2 separate regions of the Homo sapiens genome follow, and region 1 is linked to region 2. Evidence: chromatin loops called from intact Hi-C (ENCODE). Cell type or tissue: MCF 10A. All regions are shown on one strand. Each heading gives the region's core, and the rest is flanking DNA. Links, peaks and the distances in the headings are about the cores only.

The links. Hi-C counts contacts between places; a loop is a spot of excess contacts. Peaks named below come from ENCODE experiments on the same cell type or tissue, not always from the same donor. Only the 100,000 strongest peaks of a DNase experiment are listed, where the experiment ranks them.
Region 1: it touches region 2 in a loop (21-fold over the local background); 2 of 110 quality-filtered maps call a loop at or near these places.

What each region holds. Positions count from the first base shown.
Region 1 is chr9:103,921,445-103,933,370 of GRCh38, reverse strand. It overlaps LOC105376192 (a long non-coding RNA gene), which reads left to right and starts at 7,175. Exons shown (of 3, transcript XR_930193.3): 1 at 7,175-7,224. In MCF 10A, for the core only: no CTCF peak of the experiment used is centred there; no DNase peak of the experiment used is centred there.
Region 2 is chr9:103,393,162-103,405,087 of GRCh38, reverse strand. No RefSeq gene overlaps it. Among named protein-coding and RNA genes, the nearest start is that of LINC01492, 74 kb to the right of the region's middle. In MCF 10A, for the core only: a CTCF peak has its summit at 7,018 (motif pointing left); a DNase peak (open chromatin) is centred at 7,017.

The DNA of each region.
Region 1 (11,926 bases), core at 1,543-9,542, 530 kb before region 2:
TATTATTTAATTCTTTAAAATTCATTGAAGCTTGTTTTAAGACCTAATAATGATCAACTTTTAAGTGTTTTCTCAACTTAAGAAAAATCTTTAAGTTAAATTCTTTAAATTGTTTCCTGTGTAACTGAAAAAAGAGAACATGTTCAATAAGATAAATTTTGTTAATTGTATTGGTCAAATCTTGACTATTTTTACTAATTTTTGTCCTGTTGATATATTATTGATTCTTGAAATGCATGTATTATAATCTCTCATCATTGTTGGAATTTATTTATTTCTCTTTATAGTTCTGTCAAGTTTTTCCTTCATCTATTTTGAGGAAATTTAGAATTGTTACATATTCCTGGTAAATGAAAATTTTCTCATTAATTATGACTTAAAAAAAATCTTTAGTAATGCCTTCTGCCTTAAAGTGTATTCTGATGGATACTTATATGGATTCATCTGCTTCCTTTCAGTTATTACTTGAATGCTCTTTCTATTCTTTGTTTTCAATTTTTCTGTTTCCTCGTCTGGTAAATATGTTCCTTGTAAATGTAATATATAAGTTTGTTCTTTGATTTAGTATGCAAGTATCATCTTTTAAATGGAATGCTTATCTCATTTAATTCTAACCTAGTTATTGATATATTTGATTGTAAATCTACTATCTATAGACTTTGTTTCTCCTTCTATCTCTGTTTCTGTTTCTTTCCTTTCTTGCCTTCCAAAAAGAATATTATAAGGCCATGTCCATTTAACAAAAAAGTGCAGGAAGAAATGAGAAGAAGGCAAAGAAAGGAAAGGCCTTCCAAAAAGGCAAGAAAGAAAAGAAATAGAAACAGAGATAGAAGGAGAAAGAGAAAGATATATTTATTGAAACAATGAAGTTTTATTGAAACAATATATTTATTGAAACAATAAAGTTATCTTTATTGTTCTATTTTTTATATTTTAAGAATAACACAGTATTTCTATTTGTTTAGGGATTATATACTAACCAATATCCCTCACTCAGCAAAAGTGTAATATTATTTGGTACTTTTACTATCTGCTTATACAAAGAACTGAGAACACTTTAACTCCATTGATTACTGCTCCTGATTTATATTCTATCATTATAGGACATTTCACTTGATTTTAGCCAAAAGGCCGAGAGGTGATAATTGTAGGACATTAAAAACATCTCTCTATATTTTTCAACACAAAATGTTATTATTTCTTTATATAATTAATGCTTATTTAAATTTGCCAATATATTTTCATTTTTATGGCTTCTCATTTCTTCCTGCACTTTTTTTGTTAAATGAACATCGCCTTATAATATTTTTTCTTTCTATTAGGGAATGCTCACCTTTTAGTACTGAAATACCTAGCACAGAAGAGGTGTTCACTAAATGTTTTCTGAAGAGAAATAATAAAGTCTTCATGACCTTTAACCTTTTTAAAAAGACCAGTACCCAAATTTTCACTCATTCTTGGAAAATTGTATATATATATAAATATATTTTCAAGGCATAGTGTGATGATTTTATACACACATACACATATTACATTAATCAACCCTCCATCATCATATGTAGTTACCCTTATTGTGTGTGTCTGTGTATGATGAAGATACTTAAGATCTACTCTTTTAGTACATTTTAAACAGTTAGTCCCCATGGAATCATTTTGCTTTTCCCTGAAGACCTTCTTTCAGTAAGTTTAGGTGTTTATTTGATAGAGTCAGCTTGTGGCAAATGATCATGACATTGTTTTTCTGAAACTATTTTACCCTCTTTCTTGGATATTTTTATTTAATATAGAATTCAGTGTTGGAAAATTTTTTTCAGTTCACTATATATATTTTCCACTGTTTACTTCTGACATATGTTCTGAATCTATGACCCTTTTATTTTCTTTTACTTTTTTATGGTAGTTAATACAGTGCACAGTGTAGTGTTGTTTCATCTGTTATCTATAGTACCTAGCATAGTAGTTAGCACAGTAAACAGGCCTCAGTGAATTCCCTTAAATGAATTTAAAATAAGGTTTTGATTTAATAGTAATGCTAAGAGATATGGTTTCCTCCAAACTCCTTATTTATAAATGATAAAGTTGATAGGTGATATATTAGATTCTCCCCAGCCTGCTATTATCAATCTTTCTTGGTCTTGTGAAATAAGAAATTTGTGATCAACTTGCCCTTGAGTTGGTCCTCACTATGTGGTTGCAAAACAGCTGTGCATATTTAATGATTATTCATAATTTTTCATTCATTATTTAGTATTGTGTAAGCTGTGAAGAGTAGTACTATGGTGTTAGTGGTTTCTTAAGAAATCTCATTTAAAACTTGATAGTAGAAAACTGGTGTAAAATACTACATTTATTTTTCAACTATATAATATAATTGTGCTGAGAATTCAGGGATATGTGCTAGAAGCATAAGAAAGAGGCTTTAGCCTCTGTGCTGGGTTTCCATCCTTCACAGATGTGTAACCACAGCCACCATCCCAGCATGTTGTGTACAAAACTGAGAAAGACTTGGAAAGCAGTGTTCACATCCCATTTGCTAACAATTGAATCCCATATCTTCTTAGTAGACTGTAGCTTGTATGAAATTTGTGGGATTGAGTGCTTATTATCATCAATTATGGAACTCATATACCTAAGGGATTAATTAAGATACTAAGTAGCATATCAACAAAAACTGGACAACTATAGTTAGATTAGAGCGGGTAATATAACCATATCTTCTAACCTCCCTCTTTCTACATGCAACCTCATTGCCAGACAATCATAGCAAATACCTTCTTTAAGAGGTTCATCTACAGAGTGTTGTTTTAGCAAAGGCACATGTGCCCATCTGTCTTAAAATCTTTAAAAGTAAAGAACTATTATCCAAAATACACAAAGAACTCTTAACACTCATTAAAAACCAGTAGGAGAAAACAGTAAAAATATCACAGTTTTAAAAAATTGTCCTATGCATCCCTTTCCTTTGGCTGTTCCCCAAGTTATATCATTCGTAATAAACTAGTAAAGTTTAAAAACAAAAACAAAACAAAACAAAAAACAAGTCAGTGATTTCCAGGGCTTACACGGGGAAGGGAGGGAGGCAGGAATAAATAAGCAGAGCACAGAGGATTTGGGTGGTCATAAAACCATTCCGTATAATACTATTACGGTGGACACTTGTCATTATACATTTGTCAGAACTCATAGAATGTACACCAAGAGTGATCCCTAATGTAAACGATCGACTTTGGGTGGTGATGAATTGTCTATGTAGGTGCAACAACTGTAACAAATGTACCACTTTGGCGGAGATACTGCTTGTAAGGGAGGCTAGGCATGTGTGGGCGCAGATGCTGTGGGAACTTCCTATACTTTCTGCTCAGTTTTGGTGTGAATCTAAAATTTCTCTAAACAATAGTTTATTTCAAAAAAACTATAATTGTTTCAGCTTTTCTGACTGTACTGTGGTCTTTCACCTGGGATATATTATTGGTGTCTTTATTTTTATTGTTATATTCACTATTTTCTTCATTTTGAGTTGACACATAATAATTGTACATATTTCTGGGACACAGAGTGATACTTTGATACATGAATGCAATGTGTAATGATCAAATCAAGGTACTTAGCATATTCATCACCTTGAATATTTATCATTTCTTTGTGTAGCAAACATAGACTTTTCTAGCTTTTTGAAAATCTACACTAAATTGTTGTTAACCATATTCACCCTACAGTGCTACAGTACAAAATATAAAGAAATAAAATGAAAAGCAATTACCTATGACTTTTCATACAAATGGAGCAGGTGTTTTTCATTTTTGCTTATTACTTTCCTATTGCTATTTGCAAATAGCTTATTTTACACAGTTTATGTCAAGTATAAATCACAGTCCATGCTTTCTTTTGTGCCACTTGAAATTATATTACAAACAGTTGTCTCCTCTTAGTCTTAATAATGATCATTTTTCATAGCTATGTAATATCCCAAATGTATTAATGTACTATGATTTAGCAAGTCTTTCCCTATTGTTGAACATTTATTCTATTACGGGTAAAGCTGCATTGAATATTTTTTAGGAATATATTTTATCACCTTTGTTGAATTATTTCCTTAGGAGAAATTTCCCAAAATGGAATAACTATAGCAAGGGCATGAAAAGCTTTGTTTTTTGCTACTTATTACCATAGTCCTTTCAGAAGTGTTCTATTAATCTATACTGACATAGTAGAGTAAAAATGCATTGATTTAACTACATTTTGGGGGCCATTGAATACTATCACCTCTAATAATCATTTAGTAGTCATCATAGGCATTCTGTAAACTGATTTAATTATTTTATAAAGAATTTTGCTTTGATAATAATGTCTATAATAGAACATTAATATCAAATGACCATAACAGGTCAGTATTACCATATTTCCTGATGGTAATTCTATACTTAACAATGTGTGAACATCAGTCTTACAAAAAAAGACAAAATTAATATTTGAGACCAGCTGATTAATGAATGACAATTTAGCATCGTGCATGCAATAGTATATAGTTTTGAAAGTTTGAAAATAGCTTCATTTCTGAAGTAATTTAAACACTTACTCTGGTAACTGTTAAAATAATCAATCTGCTTAGCAGTCCTTTTCATAAATATTGCGCACTGTAGGGCAATTTCCATTTAATAGGTAAATTACCAGTTCAGAAGTGTGAGTTTAACATTACTAAGTGCGACGAAGGAGGGCAGTAGCAGACCTTCAAATTTTCTTAATCATGGACTGTCAAACACTTTTTTACTGTTCCAATGTAGACATGGCTTTGAGAATACAGATACAGAGAATACAGGCTCAGCAATGCCAAGACAGATTTAGTATTTAAAGTTCAGTCAAATACCAAAAGACCCAGAGGTTTTCTTCTGTACTAAAATAGCAAATCCCATTACTTTGAAAATCAGAAGAGAATAGAGTACCTCACCATCTTCCCCATATAGTTCCCTAATGCTTTCATTACCATTGCAATAGATAACGTTGCCTTTCACAGTGGTTTTGCAGATTAGATGATTATACAGTCAACTTTTGACTATGCTTGATAATATGGAGTTAATAAAACTCGCTTGGTCAAAATTAATATATTTCTACCAATTTGGTCAGTTTCTAAACGCATTCTCCAAATAATCAGTCATAAAAATCAGTCTGGTCTGTACCTTTCTAACAAGTATATGGATTTCATAATAAATTAAATCTGGATTTCTTTTCACTCTCCAAGATTAAGTTGTTGGTCACCTTAAGGGAACACTAATTTGCAAGTTGTTTTATAAGTTTTTTTTTCTGGACTAAATAATATTAAATTTCTGTCTAGATATACTCTAATATTGGTAGGTAAAACTGACCTTCTTGTGGCATACAAAAATGGGAGCATGCAACTATTTTATTCTTCTTAGGTTTACCAATGTCCACAGTGAATATTTATATAGAGAAAAATAAATATCTGAAATTGATGAACATAATTTTAAAGAGAAATCAGCTCTTTGCATGGATCAGTAATACTTCTGGATACAAAAATTTATTAAGAAAAATTATCAGATTGGTAGACTGCTTGCTCTGTCCCAAGTAATAAGTACATGTTATTAACATATATTTGGCTAGCAAAAATCTAAAACTGAAGGTAAAAATATTCACTTAAAATGAAAGTGAGTTTTGTTTCAATTGCACATGCAGAATTACATAAATACATGCAATACCATATTGCGACTTGGAAACAGTGCTTTGGAGACAAATATATTATGCCAAAAAATAAATCATATCCCTTTAGAAGAGATTTCCTTTACTCTTTTAAGTCTTTGATTATATAATTGGAAAATAATAGGTTAATTTGATTAAAATACTAGAGAAAAACTGCTTAAAATGTTCACCACGTTTCTAGTCATTAACTTATGGATAAAAAACCTTGAAGTTGTTTTTATATTTTTTCTTCCCAAATCACTGTAGAACTACTATAGTTTTTTTTCAATAGAAGTACTGAATAGAATGTTTTGGTCAAAACCTTTCCTTCCTTCTTTTCCTTCCCTTCCCCTTCTCCTTTCTTCTCTCTCTCTCTCTCTCTCTCTGTCTCTCTCCCTCCTTCCTTTCCTTCCCTTCCCCCTCCCCTCCTCTTCCCTCCCTCCCTTTCTTCCTTCTTTCTTTCCTTCTTTCCTTCCTTGTCTCTCTCTCTCTCTCTCTCTCTCTCTCTCTCACACACACACACACACACACACACACTCTTTAAAAATGTTTGAGTGGTAATTATTTTCTAATGTAAGATTTAGATGTTTAGTAAGAAAGTTATACTTGTTATACTTCCTAGATATCAGTATAGATAAGAAACATTCACATTCAAGAATATGCTTGTTAAGCTAGGATTCGTAGCAAGTACAGTGAGTTATTGATGTTAAATAATTTAAGGGCTTCAATCCCTAGTTTATGGATTTCTCTGCCACGTGAACCACATATCCATGTTCATGTTCTTGCTGAACTTTTTATAGTCAATTTTCCATGCACTTGATATATAAATAATTTTTGAAGCTTGGGGAGGCACTTGGGCACAACAAAATACAAAGCATAAAAATGGGTGCTCCGGTTTTGTCTCAACTTTAATAATTTCCTTCCTCCCCTTCCCCTTCCCTTCCTCCTCCCTCCTTCCTCTCTCCCTCTGCTCCTTTTCCTTTCCCTTCTCTTCCTCTTTCTCTTCTAGTTTGGCAATCAGATAACCACAGAGTGTTGGTTTAAATTTCCTCATTTCAAATCCTTGTGTCTCCACTTATAAATTATTTAAGTTATTTAACATCTTTAAGCCTTTGTTTCACCAACAGTAAAACAGACTATTTTAACATTAGACATGACGAAAAGTTTTCATCTAAAGTTTCAAGTCTGAGAGACTCATAGTGACTTCCTGTATTGGGAGATTTTAAAGATGCATTCGAACTGAATAGGACAGTAGGCCATAATCAATTATTTAATGTCTACTAGCAGATTGGGAGATTAGAATTATTATCCAGGCCCAAAGTATTTGCCATTTTTAATCTTAGAACCCAGGCCAAAGGGCTAAAAAATAATCAGACAGGTTTACTTTTCTCAGTGTGGCTAAATAGTCTATTTTTACTAAATATATTTCAGGATAATTTGGTGGAATCGAATTCTTGATACTCGCATTTCTTTTTTTCTTACAGAAAATGTAACATTACATATCAAACCACTATCAACATTAAAGTGAAACATGTAAGTTTTAATGTGGATATTTTTAATATAAAGCATGATAAGAATTCATACAATAATATATGGCTTTGAATGATTAATTCATTTGACTTAGCAACTTTGAAAAGAAAATCAGTAATTTGGAGAGTATTGAAAAGCCTATTGCCTTGGGTGCTTTGCCCAGGATATTGAAATATATATATATATAATTCAATAAAATATAATAATATACCAAGATGAACTGAAATATAGATAACTTAGAGCTCATTATTTCCAGAAAATAAGAATATGTCATGTTTAAAATATCATAACTTGAAGGAAGTGATTAGAATTTCAGAATGGTAGAACAGAAAGAACCCTTAAGAACAGTGGTTCACAAAATTTGCTATACAGGAAGCTGTCCTAGCAGTATTTAAAAGAAAAGCAAACAAAGCCAGGTAATACACACAGACATCCAGTTTCAGTTGGTCTGAGGTTGTTCCCAAGTATCAAATGTATTAAAAGCACCCCAGATAATTATGTACCAACATCGTGATTTGTGGATGGGGTAAAGAGGCCTACAAAGGGAAATGTATTTATGCATATGCACATACTTAGTGGCAGAATTGTGCCTAAATCCCATTTTCTCATTGATGCAGCTTCATTGCTCTTGTTTTTCAAGTGTGGAATATAAAAATACCAAATATTTTCATAATTATGTATCTATAGTAAACCTTGGTATAGCTATTAATTTGTGCTGTAATAGTAATACAACCGCTTGATAAAGAACATTTTAGTTAAAAAATGATACTAATTGACAACTTATTTAAGCAAAAATGAAAAGTCATATCATACTATATATGCATATATATATGCATATATATTTATGCATATATAATTGCATAAATATAAATGCAATTAATGAAAATCAATCTTGATGTGACACATGTTATAACTATGTTCAAACATGTAAAATAATATGTAGTTGTTAATCATGAAAATGTAGAGAATCTCAACAGGGAAATAGAGACTATAAAATATAACCAAATAGAAATTCTATGCCTAAAAAGATAATATGAGAAAAATAAGGTAAGTTGGAGGTCACGTTGGAGATGACTAAATAGTCAGTGAACTTGCACATAGATTATTAGAAATTATACAACCTGAAAAAGAGAAAGTAATAAAAACTTTTAAAAAAGAATGAGTTATCAGTGATCTCTAGGACAGTATCAAATATCTAGTATTTGTGAGATTGAAACCCTAGAATCAGAGAAGAGAGTGGATGGAAAAAATATTTAGAAAAATGGTGACTACATTTTTCTCACTTGGTGAAAACCATTTATTTATAGATTTCATATAAGCATTAAACTACAAGCAGTGGAAAAACAAAATCACACCTAGGTACATCAAAGACAAATTGCTGAAAAAACAAAGATAAATGGAGAATTTAGAGGGCAGACCTTAAATACAGGGAAAGAGCAATACAAGTAACTTCTGATTTCCCACTGGAAATTTTATATCTTGTGAAATATCTTTCAAGAATAAAAATAAAATTAAGACATTTTCAGATAAATTAAAATGATGAAATTTGTTACCAGCAGACCTACAATATAAGAAGTGGTAATGTTTTTCAGGCTGTAGAGAAATGATACCAATGTAAAGATAGGAAGTTCCTGTTTAGGAAGAATTGGTACCAGAAAGGGTAAATATAGGTGTTAATATAAATGATTATTTTTTCCTATTTATTTGAAATGCGTGTTATTTAAAACAAATATTATAACATATGGTGAGGTTAATAACACATGTAGATGTAATACATATGGCAGCCATAGCATAAAGTGGGGGGAGTTCAAGATTCTCACATTTATGTGAAGATGTATAATGTTAAAACTAAGTACCTCAGGAAAACTTAGGAAACAAACCATTAAAAATTAACTCCATGAGGTATAACAAAGAGGTAAAAGATAAATTAAAAAGGAATTATAAAAAATATTCAATGAACTTGAAAATAGGTCAGAAATCAGTAATACAGGAACAAAAGACAGATAAACAGAAAACAATTCGTAAAATGGGAGATGTAAATCCAACCATATCTACAAGTATTTAAATCCATACATATCTATAGTTACATTAAATTTAAATAAACTAATTATGATAATTAATAGTAATAATAGCCCATATGAGTGAAGAAAAGGAGAGAGCAAGACTTCAATATATGTTGTTTAGAAGTGATGAAGTTTAATTTTAATTTTTGTTTTTTGTTTTACTTAGTTTTCCTTTTTATTTTTATTTTTATTTTTTTGGTACATGAAGAAGTTCTTTGGTGGTGATTTCTGAGACTTTGGTGCACCCATCATCCAATCAGTGTACACTGTAACCAATGTGTAGTCTTCTATCCCTCACCCCGCTCCTACCCTTTCCCCCAAATTCCCAAAGTCCATTGCATCATTCTTATGCCTTTGCATCATCATAGTCCTCATAGCTTAGCTCCATTTACGAGTGAGAGCATATGATGTTTGGTTTTCCATTCCTGAGTTACTTCACTTAGAATAATGGTCTCTAATTCCACCCAGGTTGCTACGAATGCCATTATTTCGTTCCTTTTTGTGACTGAGTAGTATTTCATGGTATGTATACAGCACATTTTCTTTATTCGCTTGTTCATTGACGGGCATTTTGGCTGGTTCCATATTTTTGCAATTGCAAATTGTGCTGCTATAAACGTGCTTGTGCAAGTATCTTTTTTGTATAATGCCTTCTCTTCCTTTGGTTAGATACCCAGCAGTGGGACTGCTTGATCAAATGTAGATCTACCTTTAGTTCTTTAAAGAATCTTGACACTGCTTTTCACAGTGGTTGTACTGGTTTACATTCCCACCAACAGTGTAAAAGTGTTCTCTTTTCACCACATCCACGCCAACATCTTTTTTTTTTTTTTTTATTATGGTCATTCTGGCAGGAGTAAGATGGTATAACATTGTGGTTTTGATTTTCATTTCTCTGGTAATTAGTGTGCATTTTTTCATATATTTGGTGGCCATTTGTGTATGTTCTTTTGAGAATTGTCTACTCATGCCCTTAGGACACTTTTTGATGGCATTATTTGTTTTTTTTCTTGCTGATTTGTTAGAATTCTTTCCTCGTAGATTCTAGGTGCTAGTCCTTTGTAGGAAGCATAGTTTGCCAAGATTTTTCTCCCAGTCTGTGGCTTGTCTTTTTACTCTGCTGATTATTTCTTTTGCTGCGCAGAAGCTTTTTAATGTAATTAGGTCCCATTTATTTATTTGTGTTTTTGTTGCATTTGCTTTTGGGTTCTTGGTCATAAATTTTTCGCCTAAGCCAACATCTAGAAGAGTTTTTCTGATGTTATCCTCTAGAATTTTTATGGTATCAGGTCTTGTGTTTAAGCCTTTGATCCATCTTCAGTTGCTTTATGTATAAGGTGAGAGATGAGGATCCAGTTTCATTCTTCAACATGTGGCTTGCCAATTATGCCAGCACCATTTGTTGAATAGGGTGTCCTTTTCCCACTTTATGTTTTTGTATGTTTTGTCAAAGATCAGTTGGTTGTTAGTATTTAGGTTTATTTCTGGGTTCTCAATTCTGTTCCATTGGTCTATGTGCCTATCTTTATATCAGTACCATATCATTTTGGTAACTGTAGCCTTATAGTGTAGCTTAAAGTTGGGTAATGTGATGACTCCAGATTTGTTCTTTTTCTTAGTATTGCTTTGATTATGAGAGCTCTTTTTTGGTTCCATATGAATTTTAGAATTTTTTTTTCTAGTTCTGTCAAGAATGATGATGGTATTTTGATGGGAATTGCATTGAGTCTATAGGTTGCTTTTGACAGTACGATCATTTTCACAATATTGATTCTACTTATTCATGAGCATTGGATATTTTTCTATTTATGTCATCCATCAAACTTCGAGGAGTGTCCCTTCTATGCTAATTTTGCAGAGTATTTTATTATAAAGGGATGCTAGATTTTGTCAAATGGTTTTTCTGCATCTATTGAGATGATCACACGATTTTAGTTTTAAATTCTGTATATGTGATGTATTACATTTATTGACTTGTGTATGTTAAACCATCCCTATGTCCCTGGTATAAAACCTACTTCACTGTGATTTATTATTTTTTGATACACTGTTAGATTGAGTTAGCTAGTATTATGTTGAGGATTTTTTGCATCTATGTTCATCAGGGATATTGATCTATAGTTTTCTCTTTTTTTGCTATGTCCTTTCCTGATTTTGATATTAGAATTATTCTAATTTCATAGAATGATTTAGAGAGGATGCTCTCTTTCACTATCTTTTGGAATAGTTTCAGTAGGATTGGTACCACCAAATCTTCTTTGAATGTCTGATAGAATTCAGCTGTGAATGGTCCTGGACTTTTTTGTTGGCATTTTAAAAAATTACTGTTTCAATCTCACTACTTGTTATTGGTCTGTTCAGAGTTTTTCTTTTTAATGAAATTATGAGTTCACTGTCCCCGATGGAGTTGGAATGGCAGAGATCTCTTCAAGCTTAACTCTTTCTCTCATGGTGTAGACTTTAATTTTTTCCTGGTGTTTTATTCACTGAGTTGATGATTCAGGCTTCAGGCCAATAAGGGAGGTATCCCTGGGTAGGCACTGTTTGTGGCTAAGGCAGGTGGGTAGATGTAACACTCAATGGTGGGCTGAGGTCCCAGCCTTGATGAGGGTGGCTGGGGAGCTTTCAATTAGATGTGCTGA
Region 2 (11,926 bases), core at 2,417-10,416:
AAATGTGCTCCAAACTAGGGAGATATTACATTAAATTTCCAAGGATGATTTGCATTTTCCGATCAGCCAAAAATTCTTCCAAAGTATAAACCAGCTGTCCTGTGTTAGAAAAATAATTTAATCTCTTTGAACCTGTCTCATTATCTATACTACGGGGAAAATACTGCCTCAGGACACATGTGAGAATAAAATAACTCTAAACAGAATGCTTAAGGTCCTAGAACATTCTAAATTATATAGTGGATAATAAATACATTTTATTTTATTTCTTTATACAATTATTTATTCCTTTGCTTTTTCACCAAATGTATATAGAGCGTCTAGTGTTTGAATAGCATAGAACAGGGTAGAGAAAATATTTTAGAGCCAACCATACCTAGTTTTAAATAGATTGTATCTTTGGTGGCTGTGTTCCTGTGCATAAATAAATCCATACATTCTCTGATCATTAGTTTCCAAATGTATAAAATATAAATAATAACTGTATTTCAGAAACATTATAAGAAGTGGCATTTTATATATAATGTTCAGCAAGTGAAAAATAATACTCAGGAAATGCTAGTTTTTCTCATCCCTCTATTATCACTTATTACACAATGCAATAGGTGCAATGGTGGAAAAAGATGAATCATTCATTGTCTTCTCCTCCTCATATATTTTCTCAGATATTGTTCTATGGGGAAATAATGTACAAAAATAATTTGAATGTATGTGTGCATTCTCTGCTAAGGAAAACATAAGAAAAATAGACATAAAGCCTTGTAAGTATTCAAAAGAATAAATAACTAAAACTAGGATAACAGAACTAGCACTGTTTTCCAGAAATATATATGTTCCAGAAAAACACACACACAACACATACACACACACACACACACACACATTGTGTGTGTATATACAGATTTTTTTTTCTGGAACATACACATTGTGTGTGTGTATATATATATATATATATATATATATATACAATGTGAATGTGTGTATATATATATGTGTATATATAGATACCCATGTACAATGTGTATATTGTATGTGTATATATACACACACACACAATGTGTATTTGCATTTATACACACACATACAATGTGCATTTGCATATATATACACATAAAATGTGTGTGTATATATGTATATACACATTGTAAGTGTATTGTGTGTATATATATACACATACAATGTGTATATGCACACATGTATATACATATGTGTATATGCACATATATACATATGTGTATATGCACGTATATACATATGTGTATATACATGCATATATATGTGTGCGTATACATGTATACACATATGTATATGCACGTGTGCGTATACATGTATACACATATGTATATGCACGTGTGCGTATACATGTATACACATATGTATATGCACGTGTGCGTATACATGTATACACATACGTATATGCACGTGTGCGTATACATGTATGTATACACATATGTATATGCATGTGTGCATATACATGTATGCATACACACGTATATACATATATACACAATGTGTATATATATGTAAAATATATACATATATACACAATGTGTATATATATGTAAAATATATACATATTTTAAAGTCTCTGGAAACCACCATTCTACTCTCTACCTCTATGAGATTAATTTTTTTAGCTCCTATTTGTGAGTGAGAACATGTGATATTTGTCTTTCTGAGCCTGACTTATTTCACTTAACATAATCACCTCCAGTTTGATTTATGTTGCTGCAAATAACAGGCTTTCATTCTTCTTTAAGGATGAATAATAATTCATTGTGTATATATACAATATTTTATTTATCTATTTTCTGTTGATGAACATTTAGGCTAATTTCATATTTTACCTATTGTGAACTGTGCTGCATTAAACATGATAGTGCACATATAATACTGATTTCCCTTCTTTTGGATATGTATGCATCAATGGGATTACTGGAGAATACACTCCTATTTTTAGTTTTTTAAGGAACCTCCACACTATTTCCTATAATGGCTATAATACTTTATATTCTCACCAATAGTGCAAAAGAGATCCCCCTCCCATCCTTGGCAATATTTGTTACTTTTTTGTTTTTTTTGGTAATAGCCATTTTAACTGGGCTGTAATGACATCTCATTATGGTTTTGATTTGCAGTTCCCTGATGATTAGTGATACTGAACATTTTTTCATATACCTCTTGGCCATTTGTATGTCTTCTTTTGAGAAATGTCTATTTAGATCATTGGCCCATTTTTAAACCAATTTTCTTTTGTTTTTCTGCAGTTTTGTTGTTTCAGTTACTTATATGTTCTAGTTATTAGTCCCTTGTCATGTGGATAGTTTGCAAATATTTTCTTCCATTCTGGAGGTTGTCTCTTCCCTCTGTTGATTGTTTCCTTTACAGTGCAGAAGCTTTCTAACTTGATGTAAACCCATTTACCCATTTTTTATTTTTTTCTTGTGCTTTTGAGGTCTTACCCAAAAAATCTTTGCCCAGACCAGTGTCTTAATATGATTCCCCAATGTTTTCTTCTACTAATTTTATAGTAGTTTTTTTACTTTTAATTTTTTAAATGTAAAAAATGTAAAAGTAGGTTTTACAGTTAACTTTGTTAATCATTTTTTTTAAATTTTTGTATATGGTGAGATATAAGGGTCTTGTTTTGTGCTGCATGTGGCTACAAAACCAACATACAAAAATCAATAGCATTTCTACACATCAACAGCAAACAATCTGAAAAGGAAACCAAGAAAGCAATCTTCTTTACAAAAGCAATAAAAAACATAAAATGATTAGGAATAAATTCAGCCAAAGAAGTGAAAGATGTCTACATTGAAACTATAAAACACTGATGAAAAAAATTTGAAGAGGATAGAAAATAATGGAAAGATATCCCATGTTTATTGAAAGAATTAATATTGTTAAAATATATACACTGCCCAAAGTGATCTAGAGACTCAATGCAATTCCTATTGAAATACCAACAACATTCTTCATAGAAAAAACAATCCTAAATGTTATATGGAACTCTGAAAGACTGTGATAGCCAAAGCAATCCTGAGCAAAAGGAAGAAAGCTGGAAGCATCACACTACCTGACTTGAAAATTTACTGCAAAGCTATGCTAACTAAAGTAGCATGATACTGGCATAAAAACAGACACATAGCCTAATGGAATAGAATTGAGAATCCAGAAGTAAATTCACACACTTACAGCCAATTCATTTTCAACAAAGGCACCAAGAACATACATTAAGGAATAAACAGTCTGTGCAAAATAACATTTTAAAGGCTTAAGAGAGTTGTGACAGCAGCAAGAAGTAAATGGACTAAAATTTCACAGTGGAAAACAGCCATTAGAAATGATTTCCAGCTATTTTATCTTGGGAGGAGTTTACCTATTCTTGTTGCAAGCTGTTGATTGGGCTTAGCTCACTTGGAGAATAGAAAAACCAGTGAGAGTTTTGTCAGCAAGTGATGAAGTAACAAGTTCAACACTTAAAGGGTCTAAGTTATATGTACATTAAAAACTCTCTATAGAGTTTTTATGAATTCTGGGGCTAAATGCAGCTTTAGAGAAAGAGGAAAAAAAAAAAACGCTTGAAGAAAGAGTGAAATTTCCACATCATTGTGTTGCACTACTAATAAGAGGAAGCCTAAAAACAGAAAAGGCAACTGAAGAAAGTGGACACGGAAGGACAAATTGATTTTTTTTGTATCTGCAATTGTTTTCTATCTGAGGATACCAATACACTGAAAAAAAATCCTGAAATATGGTTTGCAAAACTTCATATTTTTGAATAATTATTTTAGAGATGGCGTCTCACTGTGTTTCCCAGGCCGTACTTGAACTCCTGAGGCTGCCAGTCTTACAGCCTCAGCCTTTCAAGTAGCTGAGACTACAGGTATGTGCCACCATGCTTAGCTAAAACTCCATCTTTTAAATATGAATATAATGAGAGACCTTGTCAAGTTCTTTGCTATAGTTGTGGTAAAATATCTGTTTCGTGTATTTCCAAGCAGTATCTCACAACCTCATTAATAAATGAAATAACTGTAGCTTGATAAGATTTATTATTCCTATAACATTCTTAGGTTCTCTTATTGCTTTATGTCAATCGTTCCCTTTTTAAGCTCCCCTTATGATTATATCCCAAATTGACTTTTTGTTTAATGGGCTAGAGATTGTAAAAATCCTTCTTTGTTTATTTTTTCAAAAAATAATTTTACTAGATTATTTGATTTTTTTCATAGCCTTCTTCTTCATCCTTTACAGAGCAGCAGCATTAATTTGTGATATAGTTTTCAAGTCCAGATTTTACACCTAAAATATCTTATTTTACTGCAGACTTCTTTTATAGCCATAATGTTCTTTTTATGGTTTTCTGACTGAATTCAGTGTCAGAAAAACATGTATGAATTTGTACAACTAATAGTTCACTGTATCCATGTAATCCCTAACATTTCCAAAGCATTTCCACATAAGATATGTTTCAGAAAATTATGTGAAGCTTATTTCTCTTAGAAGAATAACTGGCTAAGGAATTTATTCTAAAATATAAAATTAAAAATATATAAAGCACTTAATCACTAATGTATTTTCTCTAGTTAATCCCAAACCCTGAAATCAGTTAAGATGAGTAAGTCAAGATGTTAGCCAAAATTTAACAAAACACATTTTTTTCTAACATCTGGAGTTCATTTTGAATATTTGGACAACAATTTCATTGAATTAACACCTGTTGATTATTATCATCATATTGATGTGCTTCAGAGAAAATGAACTAGAAGAAGAAAGGGATGAGAGACATGATGTTAACTGAAGCTGAATTCACTATGAGGATTTAGACTTACTGGCAGGTCTTGCTGCCTGTGTGAAAAGTCTTTAAATGCCTATTTGCAGGAGCTAGTGAAAACTAAGAAAAATAAGTTATATTAACATAAAAAGGTGACAAATACTTTTAATGAACAAATAAAAAGTATTCAGTTATGAGAGAAGGCTTGATGTAATATTTCTACAACAGCACTACGTACTGTGTAATGAAAGAGGTACTTGAGAATGTATTTAAGACTCAACAAAGTAACTCTTTCTATTAAAGGTTGCTGAATATAATGTTCTCCTGCATTATAGTATCTTAGAGAGAACATTGATGGCAGAGAGAATGCTGATCTTAGCAAAGAGAACAGAGTTGGAAGGTAAAGGGTGAAAATGTCATTATTGAAATAAAGGAGGCAATATTGAACAATGCACAATGAAAGAAAATAAGTACTCATTATCAATTGATAATCAAATTGTGGAATTAACTTCAAATTTTATTCAGTATTATAAAAATATATTTCTATTTATATTATTAAAATATAATATCGAATATTGTAATATTGAATTATTTAATAATTTAATATTGGAAAATATTTTAAATCACTTACAGATTAAATATTTTTCAGGTTTATTCTGTTGCCTACATACAGGCTTTTATTTAGAAATAGGTAAGACCGGGATGTGAGTTCAAGATGGCTGGTGAGAGGCAGTTAGAATGCACCTCTTCCGTGGGGAGGAAACAAAACATGACAATCTTCACACTTTGAACAGATCTTTTGAAAGAGAGCACTAAAATTCAAAAGAGAGGTGATGGAAGAAATTGTGGTTAAGAGGGAAGAAGTAGGGCTGCCTGCTCAGCATTGCCAGATACTAGGACTGGGCCCAAGACCCAGATCCAGACCCGAGAAAGGAGTCAGTGAAGGAACCCCAGGGTATCATATTCCTACTGTGGACCTCTGAGATTCTAGCTATGAAGGTTTCTGACACCTGAAGATCTTTGGATTGGTAGATGGAGATACCTGGTAACCATGAAAAGTCGCTGCTTGAACGCATGTGGAGCCTCAAAGCCTTCCATGAGTTGAGCATTGCAGCAAAGCATGACTGTGGGTGCCTACGTCACATGGCTCTGTATCCTAAGCTTCTGCAGCTGCTGCTGTCTGCTGGGCCAGGGAATGAGCAGGGCCTGGTCACTTTTACGGGCCCCAAAGACAGACTCCATCTGAATCATGGGCCCCGTGCCTGCCAGTCTCTCCCAAAACTGCCTGCTAGGCCATTCCCACAGAGGATGGGCCCACAACCTAGCCGCCATTGCCCCACCCCAGTTGAGTTGTTGGCAGCCTTGGAGCAGTTTGTCCCTCCATATCCAGGCTGGTGCTTGAGCTCCTGGCAAATCCTCTGGCCTGGTCCCAGTTCCCTAAGACTTGAACACACCATCCAGGAAAATGGAGATGAGATTTGTGATCTAATCTCAAGTGGGGAAGGAGCCCCCACTGTCAAAACACAAAGAAGAGTGTGGCACCAGATTGTGGAGTGGCCTAGGACCTGGGCATCCCTCCCTTTACAAGACTGGAATGGGAAAGGTGTGGCCTGGTAACTGTGGTTTCTGCCCCACAGAGTCTAGAACCCTAGAAATCCCGGAATAGCTTTGTGATTTGAACGCAGACAGCTTTAGACTAGCCTAACCATTCTGTCCTGCTGCTGGCTGCCAGACACTGAAGACCTTCCAGGTTAGGGCTGTGGGAGCCGGGCAGTTTCCATTGCCACTTGCTGGGCTGAAAACCCTGTCTGGTTTTCTTCTGAGAGGGCTCTGTGGTATGAAAGAAGCACTTCTGCCCCTCTTGAAGAGTTGCTCCAAAGGCCTGAGAGCTGTCCCTGGACTCCAGCCAAAACCAGCGCTTAAGCCCATCTTGGAGAGCCTGGTTATGGACTTGTACCATCCAACCCTGCCTCATATTGTCCTCTCTAGTTCCCTTTGTGTCAGAACCCCGGATGGGGACCCCTGAAAACCCCATGGCCTCACACATCACCTGGGACACACTAGTGCTTCCTCTGATCAACAAAGGTCAAATAAAAATTCCACTACTACCACTGAAACTGCCTCTTGCCTGAAAGCACTATCTACTGACCAGGAGGTCAACCTGCACAACTCATCACAATTTCTGCTGACACTACTGTTCAGCGTTTGGTTGGAATTTACCTGCAAGTGCCACCTACTGTCCCCTAGGGTGAACTGCACGTTCCACTATAATTTCTGCTGACAGAAGTACACAGCACTGTGGAATGACATAATTCTCCTGTGACCTCCACCTCCCTACCTCTGCAGGAGGCAGGGAGCCTGATGACACACATAGTAAAACACTACTACAACATAGAAACAACTAGCATTTGAGAAAACTGTTACACTAAGCTTATCTATACCCAGGAACTCATACAGAGCCTTGGCCCCCTAAAGCAGAAAAAAGCAAAGACAAAGGACCCTATCCAAAATACAAGGCAGACATGCCGCCAAGGGGAAATAAAGCCCATCCAAATGAAAGTAAGTTCAAAACTAATAATTATAGCTTCTCCAGATGAGAAGTAACTAGTGTAAGAACTCCAGCACCATGAAGAAACTAAGGTGTGACACTTCCAAAGGACCATACAAGTTCTCAAACAATGGAGCTTAGCCAAAATGAAAATTATGAAATGACAGATAAGGAATTCAAAATATGGATTAGAAATAAGTTCAATGAGATGAAAGAGAACATTTAAAAACAACAAAAAGAAATAGAAAAAAATTCAGGAGATGAAGGACAAGATAGATATATTAGGAAAAAAAGAATTTCTGAAAATGAAAAATTAACTGAAGAAATGTCAAAATGCATTTCAATCCTTTAGCAAGACTAGATCAAGAAGAAGAAAAAATTTCAGAGCTCAAATACAAGTCTTTTGAAATAACGCAGCCAAAAATAAAAAAATAATTGAAAAAAATTAAGAAAGCCTTGGAGAGATATGGGATTAAGGGATTACGTAAAGGGTCAAAATCTATGACTTATAGGCATTCCTGAGGGAGAAGAAGTAAAAGTAAGAAGTTTGGGAAACATATTTGAGGGAATACTTAATTACAAGTTTTCTGATCTTGCTGTAGATATAGACATCCAGACACGAGATATTCAGAGAACACCTGAAAGACACTATACAAGAGGAAAATGACCAAAGCATATAATTATCCGACTATCCAAGGTCAAAGTGAAAGGTGAAAGAAAAAGTCTTAAAAGCAGCTACACAGAAGCATTGAATCACATATAAAGGAAATACCATCAGATTAGCAGTGGACTTCTCGGTAGAAACCTTATAAGCCAGAAGAGATTGGGGCTCTATTTTCTTTAGACTGCTTAAAGAAAAACATGCCAGCCAAGAACTTTACATCCTGCCAAACTAAGCTTCATAAATGAAGGAGAAATGAGGTCTATGTCAAACAAGCAAATGCCAAGGGAATTCATCACCACTAGACAAGTCCTACAAGAAACGCTCAAAGAGTTTTAAACATGGTAATGAAAGGACAGTACTTTCCATTGTAAAAGTATACATAACTACAATGCTCAAAACCCTAAAAAGCAGTTATATAATTGAGACTACAAAGCATCTAACTTAAAACACTATGAATGGGGAAAAAACCTCACACATCAATGTTAACTTTGAACATACATGGCCTGAATGCTCCACTTAAAAGATATAGACTAGCAAATTGGATTTTAAAAGAATCCAACCATCTGCTGTCTACAAAAGACCCACTTAAGAGGTAAAGACACTCACAGATTTAAAGCAAAGGAGTGAAAAAAAGATATATCATACAAATGAAAAACAATAATAAGCATTCATAGCTATGCTTATATGGAACAGAATTTAAATCAATAACAGTGAAAAAAGACAAAGAATGCCATTATATAATCCATAAAGGGCCAAATTCAACAAGATGATTTAACTGTTCTAGATATATATGTACCCAATACCAAAGCCCAAAGATTCATAAAATACAAACTACTAGTCCTAAGAAAAGAGGTAGACAACAACACAATAATAATGGGGGCTTCAAGACCCAACTCACAGCATTAGACAGATCATCGAGGCAGAAAAGCAATAAACTCTGGACTTAAACTGGACTCTGGAACAAATGGACCTAATAGATAGCTACAGAACATTCTACCAAACAACCACAGAATAGTCATTTTTCTAATTTGTGCATGGAACATTCTCCAAAATAGACCATATTCTTGGACATAAAGCAAGTCTCAATTTTTTTTTAAATTTGAAATAATATCAAGTATCTTCTTTGACCACAGTGGAATAAAATTAAAAGTCAAAACAGAGAGGAACTCTCAAAACTACACAAGTACGTGGAAACTCAAAAACTTGCTCTTGAATGACCTTTGGGTAAGCAGGCAAAATTAAGGCAGAAATAAAAATATTTTTGGAAACAAATGAAAATAGAGACACAATATACCAAAACCTCTGGAATACATCATAAGCAGTGTTAAATGGAAAGCTAATACTGCTAAATGTCTACCTCAAAAAGAAAAAGTTCTCAAATTAACAACCTAACTTTGCACCTCAAGGAACTAGAGAAACAAAAATGAACCAAACACAAAGCTAACAGAATAAAAAAACAACAAATATCAGTGCAAAACTAAATGAGATTGAGACCCCAAAAATAATGCAAAATAACAACTAAATGAAAAATTGTTTCCTTGAAATGATAAACAAAATTAATAGTCAGCTAGCTAGATTAACCAAGCAAAAAAGATAGAATATTCAAATAAGCACAATCAGTAATGATAAAGGTAACATTACAACTGATACCAAGAAAATACTAAAGATCATCAGAGACAACTATGAGCATTCTATGTGCACGAACTAGAAAGGCATGAGAAAATAGATAAATTTCTGGAAACATACAACTTCCCAAGATTGAAGCAGGTCCAAATAGAAACCCTGAGCAAACCAATAATGAATAATGAAAATGAATCAGTAATAAATAATCTCCTAATAAAAAAAGCTTAGGGCTGGGGGCATTTATAGCTAAATTTTACCCAACACACCAAGAAGAGCTGATACCAATTCTGCTGAAATTATTCAAAAAAATTGAGGAGGAGGGATGCCTCCCTAACTCATTCTATGAAACCAATAACACCCTGATACCAAAACCAGGCAAAGAGACAACAGAAAAAGAAAACTACAGCCCAATTTTGCTAGTAAACATAGATGTAAAAATTCACAACAAAATACTAGCAAACTGAATCCAACCATATGTCAGAAAGATAATCCATCACAATCAAGTGGGTTTTATTCCAGAGATACAAGGATGGCCCAGCATATGAGAAAATGTGAAATTTACTACATAAAGAGAATTAAGAGCATAAACCACATGATCATTTCAATAAATGCAGAAAAAGTATTCAATGAAACCCAACATTGCTTCATTGTAAAAACTCTCAACAAATGAGGCATCAAAGAAACATAACTCAAGATAACAAAAGCCTTATATGATAATCCACAGCCAACATCATACCAAATGGGGAAAAGTTGAAAGCACCTCACTCCCAAGAACTGGAACAAGATAAGGATATCTTATTCTCAACACTCCTATTCAACATCCTAGGACTGCCAAGTCCTAGCCAGAGCAATCAGGCAAGAAAAAATAATAATAATAAAAGGCATCCAAAATGGAAAAATGGAAGTCAAATGATCTGTTCTCTGATGACATGACCTTATATTTAGAAATCCCTAAAGAATGCTGCAAAAGACTAGACTCGATAAATGACTTCAGTAAAATTTCAGACTACAACATCAACATGCAAAAATCAGTAGTTTCCATATACACCAATAATATTCAAGCTGAGAACCAAATCAACAACTCAATTTTATTTATAATAGCCACAAGTTATAAAAATAGCTAGGAATACATTTAATCGAGGAGGTGAAAGATCTCTATAAGGAGAACTACAAATCACTGATGATAGAAAGATATAGATGACATGAACAAATGGAAAAACTTCCCCTCATGTATTGGAAAATCAAAATCATTAAAATGACCTCACTGCTTAAAGCAATCTACAGATTCAACACAAATCTGATTAAATTACCACGTCATTCTTCACAGAATTAGAAAAAATACTATCCTAAAAGTCATGTGGAAACAAAAAGGAACCCAAAGAGCCAAAGCAATTGTAAGCAAAAAGAACAAAGCTGAACATATCACATTTTATGACTGCAAATTGTACTACAATGCTGTATATGATGGTTAGTATTTAGTGTCAAGTTGATTGGATTGAAGAATGCAAAGTATTATTCCTGGGTGTGTCTGTGAGGGTGTTGCCAAAAGAGGTTAACATTTGAGTCAGTGGACTAGGAGAGGCAGACCCACCCTCAATCTGGGTGGGTACCATCTAATCAGCTACCAGTATGGCTAGGATAAAAGCAGGCAGAGGAACATGGAAGGACTAGACTGGCTAAGTTTTCTGGCCTCCATCTTTCTCCCATGCTGAATGCTTCCTGCTCTCAAACATCAGACTCCAAGTTCTTCAGCTTTTGGACTCTGGACATACACCAGTGGTTTGCCAGTGGCTCTGGTGCCTTCAGCCACAGACTGAAGGCTGCACTGTCAGCGTCCCTAGTTTTGAGGTTTTGGAACTCGGACTGGCTTCCTTGCTACTCGGCTTGCAGACAGCCTATTTTGTGACTTCACCTTGTGATGACATGAGTCAATACTCCTTAATATACTCCCTTTCATATATACATCTATCCCATTAGTCCTGTTCCTCTAGAGAACCCTGACTAATACACTGTCATAACCAAAACAGCATGTTACTAGTACAAAAATAGACTCATAAATAATGGAACATATTAGAGTACCTAGAAACAAAATCATATACCTCCATCCAATTTACCTTTCAGGAAGTCAACAAAAATATATGATGTGGAAAGTTTATTCTAGTCAATATATGGTGCTGGGAAAATTGGATAGCAGAAGAAATAAAAATAGATCTCTATTTCTCACTACATACAAAAATAAACTCAAAATTGATTAAATACTTAAATGTATAACTTGAAACTATAAGAATTATAGAAGAAATCCTAGGAAACA